Regions from separate parts of the Homo sapiens genome. Here region 2 is linked to region 1. A link is a contact called in ENCODE Hi-C or POLR2A ChIA-PET data. All regions are on one chromosome and are shown on one strand. Each heading gives the region's core, a stretch centred on a gene start or an enhancer-like site at or near the end of the contact. The rest is flanking DNA. Distances are from core to core; before and after follow the strand shown.

Region 1 (3,671 bases), core at 209-2,708:
CCAACACTTTGGGAGGCCGAGGCAGGGGGATTGCTTGAGGCCAGGCATTCGAGACCAGCATGGGAAACACAGAGAGACCCTGTCTCGACAAAAACAATTTTTTTTTTCTGAGGCAGGGTCTCGCTCTGTTGCCCAGGCTGGAGTGCAGTGGCATGATCTTGGCTGACTGCAGCCTCCTCCTGTCAGGCTCAACTGATCCTCCCACCTCAGCCTCCCAAGTAGTTGAGGCTACAGGCGTGCGCAGGATGCTACAAGCATGCCAGGATAATTTTTGAATTTTTTGTATAGATGGGGTTTCGCCATGTTGCCCAGGCTGGTCTTGAACTCCTGGGGTCAAGCAATCCCCTTGGCTTGCCCTCCCAAAGTGCTGAGATTACAGATGTGGGCTACCACACCCAACCATTCTACAAAAAATTTTAAAAAGTTAGGTAGTCATGGTGGCATGGGCCTGTAGTCCCAGAGGTTGAGGTGGGAGGATGGCTTGAGCTCAGGGCTGCAATGAATTGTGATTGTGCCACTGCACTCCAGCCTGGGTGACAGAGTGAGACTCCGTCTCTTTAAAAAAAGACAAAAGAGAGAGAGAGAGCGAAATAGCAGTGCTTGGTAGACTGAAATTTGAAATCTGCTAGGCAGGGCTGTTGTCCTTTTAGGAAAAGGGATGGGAAACCAGCTGAGAATCTGAAGCTACAGGGAGAGCAAGGAACCAGCATCTGGGGTGAGGACAAAAGGATCTTAACGGCCAAAGTTACCTCTATTTGGCACCACCCTACTCCTCCTTTCCCTCTGGCCTATTGGCAGAGTGGAGCTTCTGAAGCAGGCTGCAAGTTGCCTTTGACTCTGATCTTGTTATGGGGTCAAGAACAATCTTTGCTTTTAAAATCTGGCTACTTATTAAATCTTTGAAGTTCGAAAGATTGACTAGGGCTTGGGGAGTTCATTCCATAGCCTGGAAATAAATTGCCCTATTGTCCACTAGATGGTGTTCAAAATACACACACTCACCCAGCACAGGCAACTCTGGAAACACACAAATCAACCTAATGAGGTGTGATGTTGATGAAAGAAACCCGCAAGATCTACTCCAGCCTGGGTTGGTTGTCTTGTTTAATTTGCCGGCAGCACACTTGGAGAAGAGATTTGGAAACTGGCAGGAGAGGAGGAAGATGCGCCTTTTAGACAATCCCTCTGGTTGCATTGTGAGGAAAGCTGCAAGGCTGCAGGCAGAGAAAATTGGGAGCTGTTGGAGCCATCCTGGTGAGAGGTGATGGCGGCCTGGACCAGGACAGTGGCAGTGGGAGGAGAGAAGAGGATAGTCCTAGGAGGCAGAAAAGGCAGGGGTTTGAGGGCAGACTGGATATAGCACTCTTTGAATTTGCTAGTTTCAATTTTTTTTTTTTATTTTTTGTTGTTTGTTTTTTCCTCTGCACGTTGTAAGCTCTGAAAGAGCAGAGATGTGGGCTTATCAGTGTATTTCCGGTGCTGCACAGAGTAGATACTCAATAGACTTTTTGGATAACAATGAATAACAGAGCTAACATTTTTTGCATGATAATGTGAGCCCTTCTAAGCACTGTACATGTATTAATTTCATTTATTACCCCTCAAATACACACCTGGGCCCTGGCCCAGATCCAAATCTCTGGGACAGAAACCTAGGCCAGTGTATTTTGAAAATCCTCCACAGGAAATCCTTTTCTTTTTAAATTTTTAATTATTATTTTTAGACATGGGGGTCTCACTATGTTGCCCATTCTGCAGTACGGTGATTACTCACAGGTGCGGTTCCACTACTGATCAGAACGGGAGTTTTGAACTGCTCCGTTTTTGACCTGAGTCAGTTCACCCCTCCTTAAGCAACCTGGTGGCCCCTTGCTCCCAGTGTGTCCGGAATTGGTGGGTTCTCGGTCTCACTGACTTCAACAATGAAGCCGCGGACCCTCGCGGTGAGTGTTACATTACAGCTCTTAAGGTGGCGCGTCTGGAGTTTGTTCCTTCTGATGGCCGGATGTGTTAGGAGTTTCTTCTTTCTGGTGGGTTCGTGGTTTCGCTGGCTCAGAAGTAAAGCTGCAGACCTTGGCGGTGAGTGTTACAGCTCATAAAAAAAGCGTGGACCCAAAGAGTGAGCAGTAGCAAGATTTATTGCAAAGAGCGAAAGAACAAAGCTTCCACACTGCAGAAGAATATCCCAGGAGGGTTGCCGCTGCTGGCTCCGGCAGCCTACTTTTATTCTCTTATCTGGCCCCACCCACGTTCGCTGACTGGTAGAGCCCAGTGGTCTGTTTTGACAGGGCGCTGATTGGTGCGTTTACAATCCCTGAGCTAGACACAAAGGTTGTCGAAGGCCCCACCAGAGTAGCTAGATACAGAGTGTCCATTGGTGCACTCACAAACCCTGAGCTAGACACAGTGTGCTGATTGGTGTGTTTACAAACCTTGAGCTAGAGACAGAGTGCCGATTGGTGTATTTACAATCCCTGAGCTAGACATAAAGGTTCTCCACGTCCCCACCAGACTCAGGAGCCCAGCTGGCTTCACCCAGTGGATCACGCACCAGGGCTGCAGGTGGAGCTCCCTGCCAGTCCCGCGCCATTTGGCCGCGCTTCTCAGCCTTTGGGTGGTCGATGGGACTGGGCACCATGGAGCAGGGGTGGCGCTCGTCAGGGAGGCTCGGGCCGCACAGGAGCCCATGGAGGGGGTGGGAGGCTCAGGCATGGCGGGCTGCAGGTCCCGAGCCCTGCCCCTCGGGAAGGCAGCTAAGGCCCGGGAGAAATCGAGCACAGCGCCGGTGGGCTGGCACTGCTGGGGGACCCAGTACACCCTCCGCAGCCGCTGGCCCGGGTGCTAAGTCCCTCATTGCCCGGGGCTGGCAGGGCCAGCTGGCTGCTCCGAGTGCGGGGCCGCCAAGCCCACGCCCACCGGAACTCCAGCTGGCCCGCAAGCCCCGCGCGCAGCCCTGGTTCCCGCTCACTCCTCTCCCTCCACACCTCCCTGCAAGCTGAGGGAGCCGGCTCTGGCCTTGGCCAGCCCAGAAAGGGGCTCCCACAGTGCAGCGGTGGGCTGAAGGGCTCCTCAAGTGCCACCAAAGTGGGAGCCCAGGCAGAGGAGGCGCCGAGAGCGAGCGAGGGCTGTGAGGACTGCCAGCACGCTGTCACCTCTCACCAGGAGGTCACCATATTGATGCCAGACTTAGTGTGGACACCCCACTGGCATAGCGCACTACAGCCCAGAACTCCTGGGCTCAATCCACCCTCTGGGCTCAAGCAGTCCTCTTGCCACAGCCTCCCAAGTAGCTGGGACTACAGGTACACGCTTCTGTGCCTGGCTCCACAGGCAGCCCCGAAATCCTTCAGACTGCTGCCCGTGTTCTCTTGTCTCCTTTCTCCCTTTCTTCACGGAACACTGCAAGCCCCACACAAGTCTCCTCATTCCTATCCCTCCTGGGAATTGTGCCCATCATGGAGTCAGCCCTGGTCCCTCATGCACAGAAGCCCTGCCCACTAGGTGGCCTCCAGGGAGGCAGTCCTTGGCACCCTGGCTCCTGACTCTCCTTGCAGGGTGGGTACCTGGCCTCTGACCTTACCCCTACACTTAGTCCTCAGGCCCACTGTTGCACATCCTGGCCTTCCTTGTACCTTCTTGCAGTTCACTTTCTTCAGCATCCACAGCGGCCC
Region 2 (3,675 bases), core at 330-2,829, 320 kb before region 1:
ACTCTGTTGCCCAGGCTGGAGTGCAGTGGCACAATCTCAGCTCACTCAACCTCCACTTCCCAGGTTCAAGCGATTCTCATGCCTCAGCCTCCTACATAGCTGGGATTACAGGCACGTGCCACCACACCCAGCTAATTTTTGTGTGTATATATATATTTTATGAGATGTAGTTCCACTCTTGTTGCCCAGGCTGGAGTGCAATTGCATGATCTCGGTTCATTGCAAACTTCGCATCCCGGGTTCAAGCGATTCTCCTGCCTCAGCCTCCTGAGTAGCTGGGATTACAGATGTGTGCCACCATGCCCAGCTAATTTTTGTATTTTTAGTAGAGACAGGGTTTCACCATGTTGGCCCGGCTGGTCTCAAACTCTTGATCTCAGGGGATCCACCCGCCTCAGCTCCCAAAGTGCTGGGACCCCCCACCGGCCTAATTTTTGTATTTTTAGTAAAGCTAAAAATACATGTTGGCCAGGCTGGTCTCCAACTCCTGGCCTCAAGTGATCCACCAGCTTCAGCCTCCCAAAGTGCTACCATTACAGGCGTAAGCCACCCTACCGGCCAGCCTGGCTAATTTTCCAAAAAAAAAAAAAAAAAAAGTATAGAGATGGGGAGGGGATGGGCTGGCTTGCGATGTTGCCCAAGCTGGTCCTGAACCCCTGGCCTCAAGTGATCCTTCCACCTTGGCCTCTCAAAGTGCTGGGATTAAAAGGCATGAGCCACTGAGGTAGGCCCCTGGCTTCCACTAGGCACCTCCTCTTCACTCTGCTCCATCCACTCTGGCCTCCCTGCTCTTCCGGGAACACAGCAGGCCGCCGGATATCTGTGTGGGTGGCTTGCTTGGTTCCCTCTGGCCTTTACTCAAAAATCACTGTAGCCTTCTCAGTGAGGCCTTTCCAGGCACCCTATCCAACACTTAACTTCTCCTACACACACATTTCATATCCTTCTTCCCTGTGGTTATTTTTTCCCCTTAGCTTGATCACTATTTAACATATTTTACATTTTACTTTGGTTGCTCTGTCTCTCCCATTACAATACAAACTCTAGGAGCGCAGGGATTTTTGTGTTTGTTTTTGCTCCGTATCCCCAGTTCCTAGAATAGTGCCTAGAATAGGACCTATTAGGCGCTCAATAACTATTTTAAATGAATGAATGGATGGCTTCCAGGTAGGGAGAACAGTTGGAACAAATGCAGCTGTTCCCTTCAGAAGCCTGAAGCCTGAGCTGGGGCGTCCGGACCGCTCCATGGGGTATGCGGTCTCCATGGGGTATGCGGTCGAGCTGGGCACTGACACTTCCCTACTTTGGAACTGTGCTATGGGCAAGATGGGAGCAGGCGCTGAATCCGTGGCGCATGGGGAAAGCGGCGGTCGGAGTGGGGCTTCCTGGCCTGTCACCTCCTCCTGAGCTGCTGCGAGGAGAGGCGCGTTGGCCTCCTGGGCCACAGCTGCCTCCCTGCCCAGGGAATCCCGGGAGATGCGAATATCGAAGAACTCTGAAAATCAAATCGCATTTCTAAACGCCAGGTGGAGATTTGTTTTGAGGTTCCTAAATGACAGATGTCCCGGCGGAGGAGCGCAGAGGAGGGCGGGCCAGTTGCGTCGGGAGAGGAGGAGCCGCAGGCTGGGAGGCGCGCGCGTCACTCGCGGGCAGGGGCTGGCTGGCCGGGCGCGCGGCCGGGCGGGGGCTGCTCCGGGGAGCGCGGGGGCGGGGGCGTGCGCGTGGCCGGGCGTGCGCGCGACCACCCGGGGCGTCCAGGCTGCCCGCGCGCGCCCAAGCCCTGCTTAAAAAAGGGAGCCCCGAGCCCGCGCCCTCCGCCCGGTGCGTCCCGCGGGACGTTCCAAGAGCAGTGCGGAGAGCGCGTGGGCCGCGGCGGAGGCCGGGCTGGGGGGCGGGTTCGCGGCAGTTCCCCCCGGCTCCCCGGCAGTTCCCCCCGGCTCCTCTGCCGCCTGGCCCGGGAGCTGCCCTTTATTTATTTATTTCAGTGGGCAAAGCGGGGTCATTTGTGTTGAGGACGCAAATCTTTCCAGGAAGTTTGTGCCTATTAATATTTCAGTTCCTGGCAGCCGCCTCGAGTGCGGGGCGGGGGAGTTCAGTGCTGCGGGGGAGGGAGGCGCCTGCAGCTGCCCTGGCCCACTGGCCTCGGCTGGCCGCTTGCGGCGAGGCCGAGGGGCAGCCCCTGGGCCTCCTGGGCGCCCCCCGACCCCCGCCACCACTGGGGAAGGCAGGGCCGGCGCGGACCCCCAGAGGCGCGCGGATCCCCAGAGGCAAGCCGACCTGCTTCCGGAGCCACGCGCGGGGCGAAAGAGGCGGCCCCGGATGCTGCGACCAGAGCGAGGGCGCCAGCTCGGGGCTTCCCGGAGCGGGGGCGGAGGAGGCAGCAGCCCGGAGAGGCTGCTTAGCCACCAGATGTCCGCGGGTGGCCCGCGCGGCGCGGGCGGAGGAAGGAAGGGCGGCTCTAGGGGCGTCCTGGCTAGTCGTCCGCGACCGCGCTCTCGGGTAGCCGGGGATGGCGGGGCCTGGGGCCCGGGGCCTTGCTGACCTTGCTCCAGCCACACAGCCGGAGGGAGCTGCAGCAGAAACTTGCCATTTTAAAGCTCGGCTACCCCTCACCACCACCTGGCAAGATTGTCATCATCTCCAATCTACAGAAGCGGAAGCCGGAGCTAAATAGCCTGCTAGAGGTCACGGTGCTGCTGCCCAACGGCGGGAGCCCGGATTTCTGACATGTCTTGCAAGAAAGAGTCCCTTGGAAGCAAATGCAATTATATTCTTCTGTGGTATCAACCAACAGAATCCCCCCACTAAGGGGAACTCAAGATACCGATGGAACTCTAGGCTGGAGCGGCGGGAGTTTGCCAGATACTCGTAATCTTCGTTCCCCAGCATAAGTGCCTGCTCACTCTTTCCAGCCAGTCACATCTGGAACACCCATCATTTTCCCAAAGAAACTATTTTTAACACCCCCAGGTGCATATTTAGATAAAGGCATTTGAAGCAGTTGACATAGCCACCTCTGGAGTGTGGGCTCCTGACAAGGACACTTCAAATGCTAACTGTCCCCAGGGGATAAATTTAAGTCGTCAAGCACACAGGGACATCACACTGTCTCTTCCTCAGTATTCTAACGTCATTGGTAGACCCTATGGCCGCCTTCCTGCGCAGGATTATCAGCCCACTGCTCAGGGACTCTGTCCAGCTCTGCATGGAAGTCACTGGCACCAGGTCATTAGCACCAGGGCCAAGACTTGGAAACCTCTGGGCAAAGGGAGGGTTTGTCTCATAAACCTTCTCACTCCAGGGTCCTCCTCCCCTTTGTAGCTCCTTCCCCATTCTACCTTTCACTGGCACACCTGTTCCTTTCACTGGCACACCTGTTCCTCCCAGGTGGCCAATGGGCCCGTAGGGAGGATATGACAGATTCTGGCATTTTAAGGTAGGACTCGCTGAGTCCCCAAGGGAGTGTGAGCAGAGCTGGCTATAGCATCTGCCTCCCTGAGATGCCAGGCTTGGTGATGCAGTGGAGGAATCTCAGCTCCCATGGCCGCAGGCAGCAGGAGACGCGTTTTGGAGGCTTAAGTCCTTGAGCATGGCTGGTCCTATGAGCCTTCCCAGCTCGGAGCCATACCCAAAGTGCCCTGCTTCTGTTTGCATTCACGCCCACGAGGGTTCAGT

Evidence for each region. Hi-C counts contacts between places; a loop is a spot of excess contacts on that map. ChIA-PET counts read pairs that join two places held with the same protein, here RNA polymerase II (POLR2A). Pooled maps may share reads with other maps.
Region 2: a pooled map shows a loop between it and region 1 (2.5-fold over the local background). The contact joins two enhancer-like sites. A Hi-C loop is called at or near these places in 3 of 50 pooled maps. POLR2A ChIA-PET finds 5 or more read pairs at or near these places in 3 of 52 experiments (OCI-LY7, Panc1 and activated T-cell).

The regions. Positions count from the first base shown.
Region 1 is chr1:226,423,698-226,427,368 of GRCh38, forward strand. No RefSeq gene overlaps it. Among named protein-coding and RNA genes, the nearest start is that of PARP1, 17 kb to the left of the region's middle. RefSeq lists a silencer at 947-996. Within about 2 kb of position 1,459, at least 4 of the 41 ENCODE cell types and tissues checked have a DNase peak (open chromatin) inside an H3K27ac peak, as active enhancers do; they include OCI-LY7, where a contact is called at or near this core.
Region 2 is chr1:226,108,357-226,112,031 of GRCh38, forward strand. No RefSeq gene overlaps it. Among named protein-coding and RNA genes, the nearest start is that of LINC01703, 27 kb to the left of the region's middle. RefSeq lists silencers at 1-103, 1,651-1,750, 1,831-2,290, 2,671-2,720 and an enhancer at 3,139-3,646. Within about 2 kb of position 1,580, at least 39 of the 41 ENCODE cell types and tissues checked have a DNase peak (open chromatin) inside an H3K27ac peak, as active enhancers do; they include OCI-LY7, where a contact is called at or near this core.